3 separate regions of the Homo sapiens genome follow, and regions 2 and 3 are each linked to region 1. A link is a contact called in ENCODE Hi-C or POLR2A ChIA-PET data. All regions are on one chromosome and are shown on one strand. The core of a region is the stretch at or near the end of the contact, and the rest is flanking DNA. Distances in the headings are between cores, read along the strand shown.

Region 1 (3,513 bases), core at 425-2,924:
TGGATAATACTTCTAGTGAAGACAATGTCCTGTGAGAGTAAACAAGGATGCTGAAATGAGAGTCACTAAGATTTAATAGATTCAACGAACTCACTTCATGGCAGTAAGAGAAGATGAAATTTCATGGATTTAAGGATGGAAAGACCATTTAACAACATAAATGTTAGAGTTTTCTTATCCTTCTTTAGTGTTGCACACATTAAACAATGGTACACAAATTAGTGAAAAGAAGCTTTTAAATTTAGATTTATAAGAATTGGACTGAAAACGCCTGGAACTTACATGTATGATGAAGTCTAAGTTTGTCTATCATTTCAAATAGCCACAGTGCTGAAAAGAAAGTATGAGTCACAATTCAAAAACAACGGAGGAAAGAAAAAAATGAACAGAGAAAAGCTTTGGATCCAAATACCACAAAGAAATTCCTTACTTAAAATGTTGTCAATGACAGTCACCACTCTGACTTGGAGTAAGAAAGGTCCACACTGTCCTCTACGTGGGAACAAACTCATCCAGCCCCACATAACCCTTCCAGTTGCATCCACCTCAATGTTCAGCCACCAATATAGTCAGCCACAATCCCTAGCAAGCAACAGGAATCCTAACAGATCTGAGTCACCCACTCCCACGCAGTAAGAGGTCACTCTCCATCAGGAAGCCCACTCTGCAAAGTTTCCTTGTTCATCTCCCAGGCTGCCACCACCATGACCCACATAAAGCTGATTCTCCAATCTCAGTAGCCTATCAACCCTCCTCTACACTCCCCAAACCACAACTCCCACCGGCCTCACCCTAACGACAAGACAGCTAGCACTACTCACCGTGTGCCACTACTCACTCCTGTGATAAGTTCCTTGCCTGAAAACCACTCCTCGTCAGGGTGCATCAGGGCCCCGGAGGATCCAGCTCTCTGCTTAACTCTCTTGTGCCCAGCTGAGCTCCTGCCTTTCCAGGAACTAATCACCAGTTACCTCAGGGAAGCTAAACTCTCAATGCCTCTTCTGCCCCAGCCCGACCCCAGTCTGCCAAATTCCCAGACCTCAGGAGAGGGGGTCGGGGAGACGCATCCAGATGCGCCTTAGGGATTAGACACACAGAAGCCCCTAAAATTCCAAATACTTTCCCAACCCCACACCGCGCTCTGGTCATCCTCCGGGGCGCCAGCATCCAGAGCCAAAAGCGCAGAGGGGCAACAGTTAAGTCTCCGTGTCCCTACGACTCCCTTCCCCGGCTACGAAATCCTCAAATATCAAGCCACTGAGGCCCCGGGTCGAGGCCCAAGACCCCCGCCAAGCCTCCGGCCACTGGAGTTTCCCGGGTGGGGGACCCCGTGCCCCGAAGGCCCGGGCCGCTGGGTCCATCTAGCTGCCCCGAGCCACTGCATGGCAGGGGCCCAGGCCGCGTCTCCAGTCGGTCCCCATTGTTGCGGGACCCGGCGGCCCCGGCCGGGAGCGAGGAACCGGCACCGGCGTCTCACCTCCTGCGCCGCGGCTCCGGGCCGCGCCGGACCGCGCAGGGCCGAGGGACCTCACGTTCAGCTTCGCCCGCCTAGGCAAAGTCTGCGGCGGCGGAGGCGGGGGCGGCGGCTGAGGCGGGAAGCAGCCGGCCAGGCCCGGGCGCCGCGGGCTGGCTCTGGCCAAGCGTCGGTCTCCACCGGCGGCGGCGCTCGCCAGCCTCCGCTCACGGTCCGCGCCAGAAAGCGTCCCCCTCCCGGCCCGCGCGCCCGACCGCACGGACGGGAACACGCGCCGCGGAGAGGAAAGTTCCGCTGAGAGCCGACTGAAGGCCGTTCCCCTGCGCCGGGTGTACGGCGATTCCTGCCTGGATGGGACCGTTTCTGGAATGAATGCCGCACAGAAATCCCAAGCCAGAAGCTGCCTGAGAATGGTTCTAGGGGTGGGTCCAACGGAATGGTTTTGCACTCGCCAGCCATTTAGCATCTCAATTGAGCCTCAGTTTCTCCTCATTTCTCATTGGGAATAATCTAGGCGGCTTGTTAGGATTGAATGAGGTGATGCGAATACCTAGCTCAGAGATAGGGAGCTCTACACCGGGGTACGATCGTTACTGATCCTGCCAATGCTGCTGCTACTGTTGCCTCCAACATAGGTTGTGCTCAGCCCTCAAGGGCCCTTGAAATTATGCGCATCATGTAACTCTTCTTTTTTCACCCTCGGTCCCCACCTACCATCCTGTTTCCTGTTAAGTGAAGCTGTCTTCAGAATTCCCTGGAAGAGAAGCAGAGGCAAAAGGGGGCTTTCTTGATTGCTGACACTCAGGTGGAGGTTAAGGGTGCAGGTTCTCCTTCCTCAAGTTGGGAATTACTGCCATGTGGCCATGTGGGCTCCAGTTACTGATGGGACTGTAACGGCTCTCTCCACTATAGCCTCAGGTTCTCTTCTCCTCTTCCCAATAAGTGAATGTTGACAAAATGATTTTTTTTTTTTTGAGAAGGAGTTTCGCTCTTGTCGCCCAGGCTGGAGTGCAGTGGCGGGATCTTGGCTCACTGCAACCTCCGCCTCCTGGGTTCAAGCTATTCTCCCGCCTCAGCCTCCCGAGTAGCTGGGATTACAGGCGCCCGCCACCACGCCCCGCTAATTTTTTGCATTTTTAGTAGAGACAGGGTTTCGCCATATTGGGCAGGCGGGTCTCGAACTCCTGACCTCAGGTGATCCTGCCCACCTCTGCCTCCCAAAGTGCTGGGCCACCAGGCGTGAGCCACCACCTCTGGCCGACAAAGTGATGTTTTAAATTACAAAAGTGCATCTTTCTTTGAAGGCTTTGTATTTTACTCATAAAATCAAGAGGATAGCAATTCCTTTCTCGTCCCCACTTTCCTTTTCTTCTAGGCCTTCACACCTCTAAGATACCAGATGCGGTTATTTTTGGAGCTAACTCTTGATGGGAATTTAGATCTGCAGAAGGTGTTCCAAAAAAAATCCTAATTTTCAGGTGTTCTCAAATTTCCCATTTTTACATACCCCCTTGGCTTCTGAGACACATATATGCCTGATTTTTCATTTATATTATTTTCTGGAGGTAATGAAAGGGTTCTGCCTGTCAAAAGGCACTTTGCTATCTAATATGGATCTGTGTCCCCACCCAAATCTCATGTTGAATTGTAATCCCCAATGTTGGAGGTGGGGTCTGGTGGGAAGTAATGGGATCATGGGGGTAGATCCTTCATGAATGGCTTAGCACTGTCCCTTTGGTTCTCTTCTTGTGAGTTCTCACAAGATCTGGTTGTTTAAAAGTGTATGGTGTCGGCTAGGCGCGGTGGCTCATACCTATAATCCCAGCACTTTGGGAGGCCGAGGCAAGTGGATCACCTGAGGTTAGGAGTTTGAGACTAGCCTGGCCAAAATGGCAAAACCCTGTCTCTACTAAAAATGCAAAAATTAGCCAGGCATGATGGTGTGTGTCTGCAATCCCAGCTACTCGGGAGGCTGAGGCAGGAGAATCACTTGAACCCAGGAGGTGGAGATTGCAGTGAGCTGAGATTGTGCCACTGCA
Region 2 (3,513 bases), core at 707-3,206, 950 kb after region 1:
CCCACCCCTCACCCTGCCAAATATAGGCACAGGCCTGGCACCCAGTTGATGGTGCTCAGGGTACAGAGGAGTAAATAAAAGCTGGAATAGCAAACTCCACGGGGCCAGCTTTGCCTCGGGCACAGTGCTCCAGGTCTCCTCCCACAGCCACAGCCAGCAGCCTCCTCTGCCCTTGGAGGGCGCACAGGACCTTGTTGGGCCTTCGGAGGAGAAGTAGGGTTGGGGGCAGGTGGTGACTCTGGCAGAGGCTCTGTTTCCTCTTCCAGCTCCAGGGCCCACCCCACTGTGACTGGCAGAGTCTGAAGGGCTGGGCTGGCCTGGGTGTGGCCCCAGCTACGAAGATCCTCCATCCAGAGTCTCAGGCTCTAGGGGTCAATTTTTGGCTTTTGTAGGGAAGTAAACAGGAGGTGGGAATGAGGGGACAGATGCTGGAGGGAGGCTGGCAACAGGGGAAAGTTCCAGAGGGTCAGAGAAAGTAGAAGCATTTGAGTAAAATTTGGAAGGCTGAATTTTATTCAAGGAATCAGGGAGGGAGGGTGGCAGGGAGAATGAGTTCCAGGTGCCCAGTACAGCTAAGCAAAGCACCGGTATTGGAAATCCTGGGGTTGGTTAGTGAAAGCTGGGAGGAGCCTGTGGTTAGTTCCCAGGCGGGTTTGCTGGGAGAATCACCAGCCTCCATTTCCCAGAGGTCAACGGAGTGTGGTTCTCAGGGGGTGCCAAGCTCCAAGCATGAAGCCAAAAAGGTCAGGGATGTGGATAAGGTCTGGTTCATTTCCCTCCCAGACCTGCCTCACCTTGCTGTGTGACACTGGGCAAGTCATGGGCCCTCTCTGAGCTTTGGCTCTCTTTTCTTTCTTTTTTTTTTTTTTCTGATGCGGAGTCTCACTCTGTCGTCCAGGCTGGAGTGCAGTGGTGCAATCTCCGCTCACGGCAAGCTCCGCCTCCCGGGTTCAGGCCATTCTCCTGCCTCAGCCTCCTGAGTAGCTGGGATTATAGGCACCCGCCACTACGCCCAGCTAATTTTTTTGTATTTTTAGTAGAGACAGGGTTTCACCGTGTTAGTCAGGATGGTCTCGATCTCCTGACCTCGTGATCCACCCGACTCAGCCTCCCAAAGTGCTAGGATTACAGGAGTGAGCCACCACGCCCAGCCCCATCTTTGGCCCTCTTTTCTATGACATGGGGCAGTGTTTGAGCTTACATGGGCTCTGCGCTCCCATGACTTGGAGGCAGTGGTTGGGCCTCTGAGGCAGAGTAACACCACACACACACAAACACACACACACACACACACACACACACACACACGTGCATGCATGCAACCCTGGCTTGGTTTCCAGAGCCTGGAGCTCCCCCATCCAAGGGAGGCCCTGCGTGGACACCTATGATTATGGACATGGACCCAGTTGGCCAGGTGCAGTGGCTCACGGGACCCGGTGCTCAAGGCCCACGCCCATGAACATACACGTACGTGTGGGTGCCTGTGCAAGGGTGTGTGAGTCTCTATGCTGTGTACATGTGATGTTGCTTGGCTTCCCCAGAGCCTAATGCCTCCCACGGCTCCCCACTGCTGACCAGAAAAATCGTAAGGACCCAGCTACTCATGAGGGGCCTGTCAGGAGGAGTCTATGTGCAAGTCCATGAGTTCTGCAAGGCCAGGGCCCCACCTGAACCATCCAACCTCCTGGGCCTGGCTTACAGTTGGTGCCTAATAAATGACTGTGCAGGAATGATGGGCCTGCAGGTAAGACAGGTGAGACAGGCCAGATGACAGCCTCAGTTACCCCTTCCCCAACTTTGGGAAGGTGGTCTCAGCCCTCAGCAATCCTAGGACCCCTCACGGAGGCTGTTGGCAGGAAAGGACTCGTCCCAGATGCTGTGTCCTCGCCTGACCTTGTATTCTGCCCCACCTAGTGGCCCTAAGGGAGGCTGAGGTACTGAGCTCTTGGCTGTGACTAAGCGGAAGGAAGACAGAAAGGAGGGGTGATACTGGGGCCCTAGGGTTTTGCTTCTCATTTCTCTCTTTCCAAAGCACAGTTAGTTCCCAGAAATGAAGGTACCCAGAAACAGTGAAACTCTGGGCTTTCAGGGGCACAGGGTCCCCCAGTCTTTCCACCCTTGGAGGCACCACCAAGGGCCTGGGTAAGTCCCTAGCCCATGTCTACTCATGGAGTACTTGGGGCAACCACACTGGAGCCTGGTGGGGCTCCCAAGGACCTTTCAGGAGCATGTGGCCCAGATTGATTTGCTGTGACAGATGCTGGGTGGGAGGTGCCGGGAGCCTCAGGCTATGGGGGCTGGAGCAGTTGGGGCAGACCTCCGGGAAGGGAATGGTCACGTGGGGCATCAAGTGCCCCAGATGCCCCACCCCACAGGAGTTCCTTTCGTCCATCCTTTCACTCTTCCTCTTTTTTTTTTTTGAAACAGTCTTGCTGTCGCCCACGCTAGAGGGTAGTGAGGTGATCTCAGCTCACTGCAACCTCCGCCTTCCGGGTTCAAGCGATTCTCCTGCCTCAGCCTCCCGAGTAGCTGGAATTACAGGCATGAGCCACCATGCCCAGCTAATTTTTGTATTTTTAGTAGAGACAGGGTTTCACCATGTTGGCCAGGCTGGTCTTGAACTCCTGAGCTCGGGTGATCTGCCTGCTTCAGCCTCCCAAAGTGCTGGGATTACAAGTGTGAGCCACCCTGCACGGCCCCTTTCTTTCTGGCTTCCTCCTCCCTTCTTCCTTTTCTTTCATTTTTAAAACATTTTTTTAAAATTATTATTTTTAAATTTTTTTTTTTGAGATGGAGTCTAGCTCTGTCGCCCAGGCTGGAGTGCAGTGGCATGATCTTGGCTCACTGCAATCTCTGCCTCCCGGGTTCAAGCAATTCTCCTGCTTCAGCCTCCCGAGTAGCTGGGATTACAGGTGTCCACCACCACACCCAGCTAATTTTTGTATTTTTAGTAGACGGGGTTTCACTGTGTTGGCCAGGCTGGTCTTGAACTCCTAACCTTGTGATCCTTGGCCTCCCAAAGTGCTGGGATTACAAACGTGAGCTACTGCGCCTGGCCTATTATTATTATTTTTGAGACAGAGTTTTGCTCTTGTTGCCTGGGTGGGAGTACAATGGCGTGATCTTGGCTCACTGCAACATCTGCCTCTCGGTTTCAAGCGATTCTCCTGCCTCAGCCTCTCAAGTAGCTGGGATTACAGGCGTGAGCCACCACACCCGGCTAATTTTTGTATTTTTAGTACAGACGGATTTTCACCATGTTGGCCAAGCTGGCCTCGAACTCCTGACCTCAGGTGATCTGCCTGCCTCAGCCTCCCAGAGTGCTGGGATTACAGGCGTGAGCCACCGCGCCCGGCCTAAAATTATTTTTTTAGAGACAGGGTCTGACTCTGATGTCCAGGCTGGAGTGCAGTGGCGCTATTATAGCTCACTGCTGTCTTAAACTCTTGTGCTCAAGTAATCCTCCTGCCTCAGCCTCCCGAGTAGGTGGGACCACAGGCATGTGCCACCATG
Region 3 (3,513 bases), core at 629-3,128, 620 kb before region 1:
AGATCAGGAATTTTGTGGAGGGGGGCTCCCAGGCCTTAGCAAATTGTCCTGTAGATTTGAGCCATAAAGATAGCTCAAGCTGGTACCAAGCACCGATAGGAGATCTGTCAAAGGTCAGGGGCACCTCCACTCAGAATCCTTTCGTGGTTGCCAAACTGTCAACCCGAAATACCTGAGACAGGTCTCAGTCAACTTAGAAAATTTATTTTGCTAAGGTTAAGGACACACCCATGACACAGCCTCAGGAGGTCCTGACAACATGTGCCCAAGTGGCCTGGGCACAGCATGGTTTTATACATTTTAGGGAGACAAAATACATCAATCAATACATGTAAGATTTACATTGGTTTGATCTGGAAGGACAAGACAACTCGAAGTGGGAAACTTCCAGGTCATTGGTAGATTTAAACATATTCTGATTGGCAATTGGTTGAAATAATTATTATCAGTAGAAAGGGATATCTCGGTTAAGATAAGGGGTTATGGAGACCAAGGTTTTACCATGCAGATGAAGCCTCCAGGTAGCAGGTTTCAGAGAAAATAGATCGTAAATGTTTCTTATCAGACTTAAGGTTTTTGTTGATGTTAATGCTGGAGGGTATAATGAGGCATGTCCAACCCCCACTTCCCATCATGGCCTGAACCACTCTTTCAGGTTAAATTTGAGTGCCCTGGCCAAGCAGGGAGTCTATTCAGATGGTTGCTGGTGGCCTTCAAATTTTATTTTATATATATATATATTTTTTGAGACGGAGTCTCCCTCTGTTGCCCAGGCTGGAGTGCAGCGGCAACATCTAGGCTCACTGCAATCTCTGCCTCCGGAGTTCGAACAATTCTCCTCCCTCAGCCTCCCGAGTAGCTGGGTTTACAGGCGCGTGCCACCACGCCCGGCTAATTTTTGTATTTTTAGTAGACATGGGGTTTCACCATGTTGGCCAGGCTGGTCTCATACTCCTGACCTCAGGTGATCCACCCACCTCGGCCTCCCAAAGTGGCAAAGTGCTGAGATTACAGGCGTGAGCCACTGAGCCCGGCCTCTCCTTCTTTTAAAGACTGGGTTTCTAACAGCTTCTGAGGCCTTAAGGATCCTGACAGGGCCGGGCTGCACCACACTCCCTCGTGTTACAAATGGGGAAACCGGGGCACAGAGCAGAGGCGTTTTTCCTGAGATCACACAGCCAATCAGGGCGAGAACTGAGAATCGAACCTTGATCTCTCCACTCCATGATTGTGATTCCGAGTAACTCATGTTATTTTAAATCGACACTTGTCTTAAGAACGTTCGGACGGCGAACCACTGAGAGTTCCCGAGGGGCGAATACTCAGCTCTCAATAGGTTCCTGCGGGGAAAATCTGGCTGCGCCGGCGCGCGCGGGTGCTTTAACGCAATCTGGTTACAGCAACCCACGTGTCCTCCGCTTCCGGGATCCTTAAGGCCGTCGCTTCGGGTGGTAAAACCCGGCCCGCCCTCTTGTTGCCCAGGCTGGAATGCAATGGTGCAATCTCATGTTGGGAAGTGTAGCTCCACCTTCCTCCAGACATAGGGGCGTGGGCGGCTTGGAACTGCATTTCCCAGGAGGCTGCGCTCGCCGTTAGAGTAGCCGGACGACGGGCTGGTGGGGTGAACCCTTCATCCTGGGTCTTTTAATTTCTCAGGCGGAACGAGTGGCGGCGGACAGAGGCTTTTGGCTGCGCTGTCTGTGGGTTGTCTGGGCTTGGGGAACTGGGCACGGAGACCGTGGCGCCGGCCGCCGGTCATACAGCTCTGCTTCCAGTCGTCGGGCAAAAAGCTGAGGCGCTTCTCCTTTAATTGCGGTGGGCGGGGCGTGCCGACGCGGCCCGCGTTGCTATTGGTGGCCGTTGGGGGCGCGGAAACTGAACGGGCCGCAACGGCCACCGCAGCTGCCTTCGGCGCCGCCAGCCCCGCCATGGCTGCGCCCTGCGCGGTAAGCCCAGCCGAGAGCAACTCCCCAGGCCTCAGTCTCCCCGCTGGGACACTGGGCGCCTAATGGCCAGAGCGATGGCTGCGAGGGGCGGGCGGGGCGCCAGGTTCCAGGGTGGTCCTCTTCAGGTCCAGTTTACTGTCTGCGCAGGGGGCGCTGGGTCGGGCACTTTCTGAGCGCCTCCTGCGTGCCAGGCCCTGCGCTGGGTTTCTGGAGCGAACAAACAGGCCTCTGCCTCCATAGTTTGCATCCTAGCGAGGGACACACGACCAAGTCCCGACTCATGTGTGACCTGGGGCCGGTATCGGGCCTCTCTAGCCATTCTCCACGTCCTTAGCAGTGGGTGGCTGCGTGGGGTCTTGTTGAGGGTACACCCTGCTCCAGCAGGTAGGTACAGCAGGACGCTGGGATGCCCGGGCCTGCAGTGTGAGCGGGGCGGAGCCGCCCTCTCTGAGTTCACATTCCTCCAGAAGTCCTCATTTCGAGAGATTCCTTTGAACGGGCAAGGCCCTCTGGCTGATTGGAGAGTCAGGGAGGCTGGGTGGTAGCCTGTGATGCCCTGAGGCACTTGAGGACATGGACGGAGATTCCAGGCTAGGATACAGACCTTTTGACTCCTAATCTGGTACTCTACCTCCCTTCCTGTCCCCTCATGTATAAACCACTGTTGAGGGAGATGAGGCCCACATGCAGGGAACTACAGAGGGGAGGCGGTGTTGAGAGATACCATGGGACCTACTGGTCAGGGGTGGACCTGAACTTGCCTCTGCCCACTGAGCCTAGGGGCGGACACTCTCTTACGCATGTTCTTTCAAGAAGCTTAGGTGAGAGCAGAAGGCTCTGTTGGGGACCCTCCCCCAGCTGCTCCTCCCTCTGTTGTTGAAAGGAGACTCTGACAGGTGCGTTAGGGGTGGAGCTGGGCACAAGGCCATAGGGCCTTTGTTCTGGTTACTGCTCTGTAGGGTGGCAGTGGCTTTGCTGTGCCCCAAGGACATCCTTTCCCAGGAGGAGCCTTTGGGCTTCCTGGAGCACCCAAAATGCTTCTTTGAGGTTTCTGATACTTAGAGTAGGGGGAGATGTTTGGATGGCTGAATTATAACCCTTCAAGTGTTAAGACACAAGCTGCTATTGGATGGAGAGAGTCTCCGGAGTATTCTCTCTGGTGTTTTAACTTTATTAAGTTATTCATACACCACAGAATTCACCTTTTAAAGTGTACATTTCAGTAGTTTTTAGTACATTCACAGTGTTGTGCAACTGTAATCACTAATTCCAGAATATTTTCATCATCCCAAAAAGAAACTCCATACTCAATAACAGTCATACCATTTCTTCTCTTTCCCCATTTTCTCCCAACCCTTGGCAAACTAATATATTAATACTTTCTGTCTCTATAGATTTGACTATTCTGAACTTTTCATATGAATGGAATCAGACAAAATGTGGCCTTTGGTGTTTGACTTCTTTCACTTAGCATGTTTTCAAGGTTCATCCATGTTGCAGCAAGCATCAGCACTTCAGTCGGTTTTATGGCTGAATAATATTCTGTTGTATGAATATGCTACATTTG

What was found. Hi-C counts contacts between places; a loop is a spot of excess contacts on that map. ChIA-PET counts read pairs that join two places held with the same protein, here RNA polymerase II (POLR2A). Pooled maps may share reads with other maps.
Region 2: a pooled map shows a loop between it and region 1 (2.8-fold over the local background). The contact joins the enhancer-like site here to the promoter of RAD54L2 in region 1. A Hi-C loop is called at or near these places in 1 of 50 pooled maps. POLR2A ChIA-PET finds 5 or more read pairs at or near these places in 2 of 52 experiments (activated CD4-positive, alpha-beta T cell and activated T-cell).
Region 3: a pooled map shows a loop between it and region 1 (8-fold over the local background). The contact joins the promoter of POC1A here to the promoter of RAD54L2 in region 1. A Hi-C loop is called at or near these places in 6 of 50 pooled maps. POLR2A ChIA-PET finds 5 or more read pairs at or near these places in 4 of 52 experiments (H1, K562, WTC11 and 1 more).

What each region holds. Positions count from the first base shown.
Region 1 is chr3:51,536,880-51,540,392 of GRCh38, reverse strand. It overlaps RAD54L2 (RAD54 like 2), which reads right to left and starts at 1,674. Exons shown (of 23, transcript NM_015106.4): 1 at 1,478-1,674. RefSeq lists enhancers at 698-787, 1,606-1,900 and a silencer at 1,318-1,717.
Region 2 is chr3:50,589,459-50,592,971 of GRCh38, reverse strand. HEMK1 (HemK methyltransferase 1, mitochondrial release factors N(5)-glutamine) reads right to left here. Exons shown (of 11, transcript NM_016173.5): 11 at 1-3,513. Among named protein-coding and RNA genes, the nearest start is that of CISH, 21 kb to the left of the region's middle. RefSeq lists enhancers at 2,035-2,144, 2,165-2,254, 2,325-2,384, 2,395-2,514. Within about 2 kb of position 1,956, at least 15 of the 41 ENCODE cell types and tissues checked have a DNase peak (open chromatin) inside an H3K27ac peak, as active enhancers do.
Region 3 is chr3:52,152,788-52,156,300 of GRCh38, reverse strand. It overlaps POC1A (POC1 centriolar protein A), which reads left to right and starts at 1,878. Exons shown (of 11, transcript NM_015426.5): 1 at 1,878-1,946. The coding sequence starts at 1,929. RefSeq lists enhancers at 531-1,507, 1,508-2,485.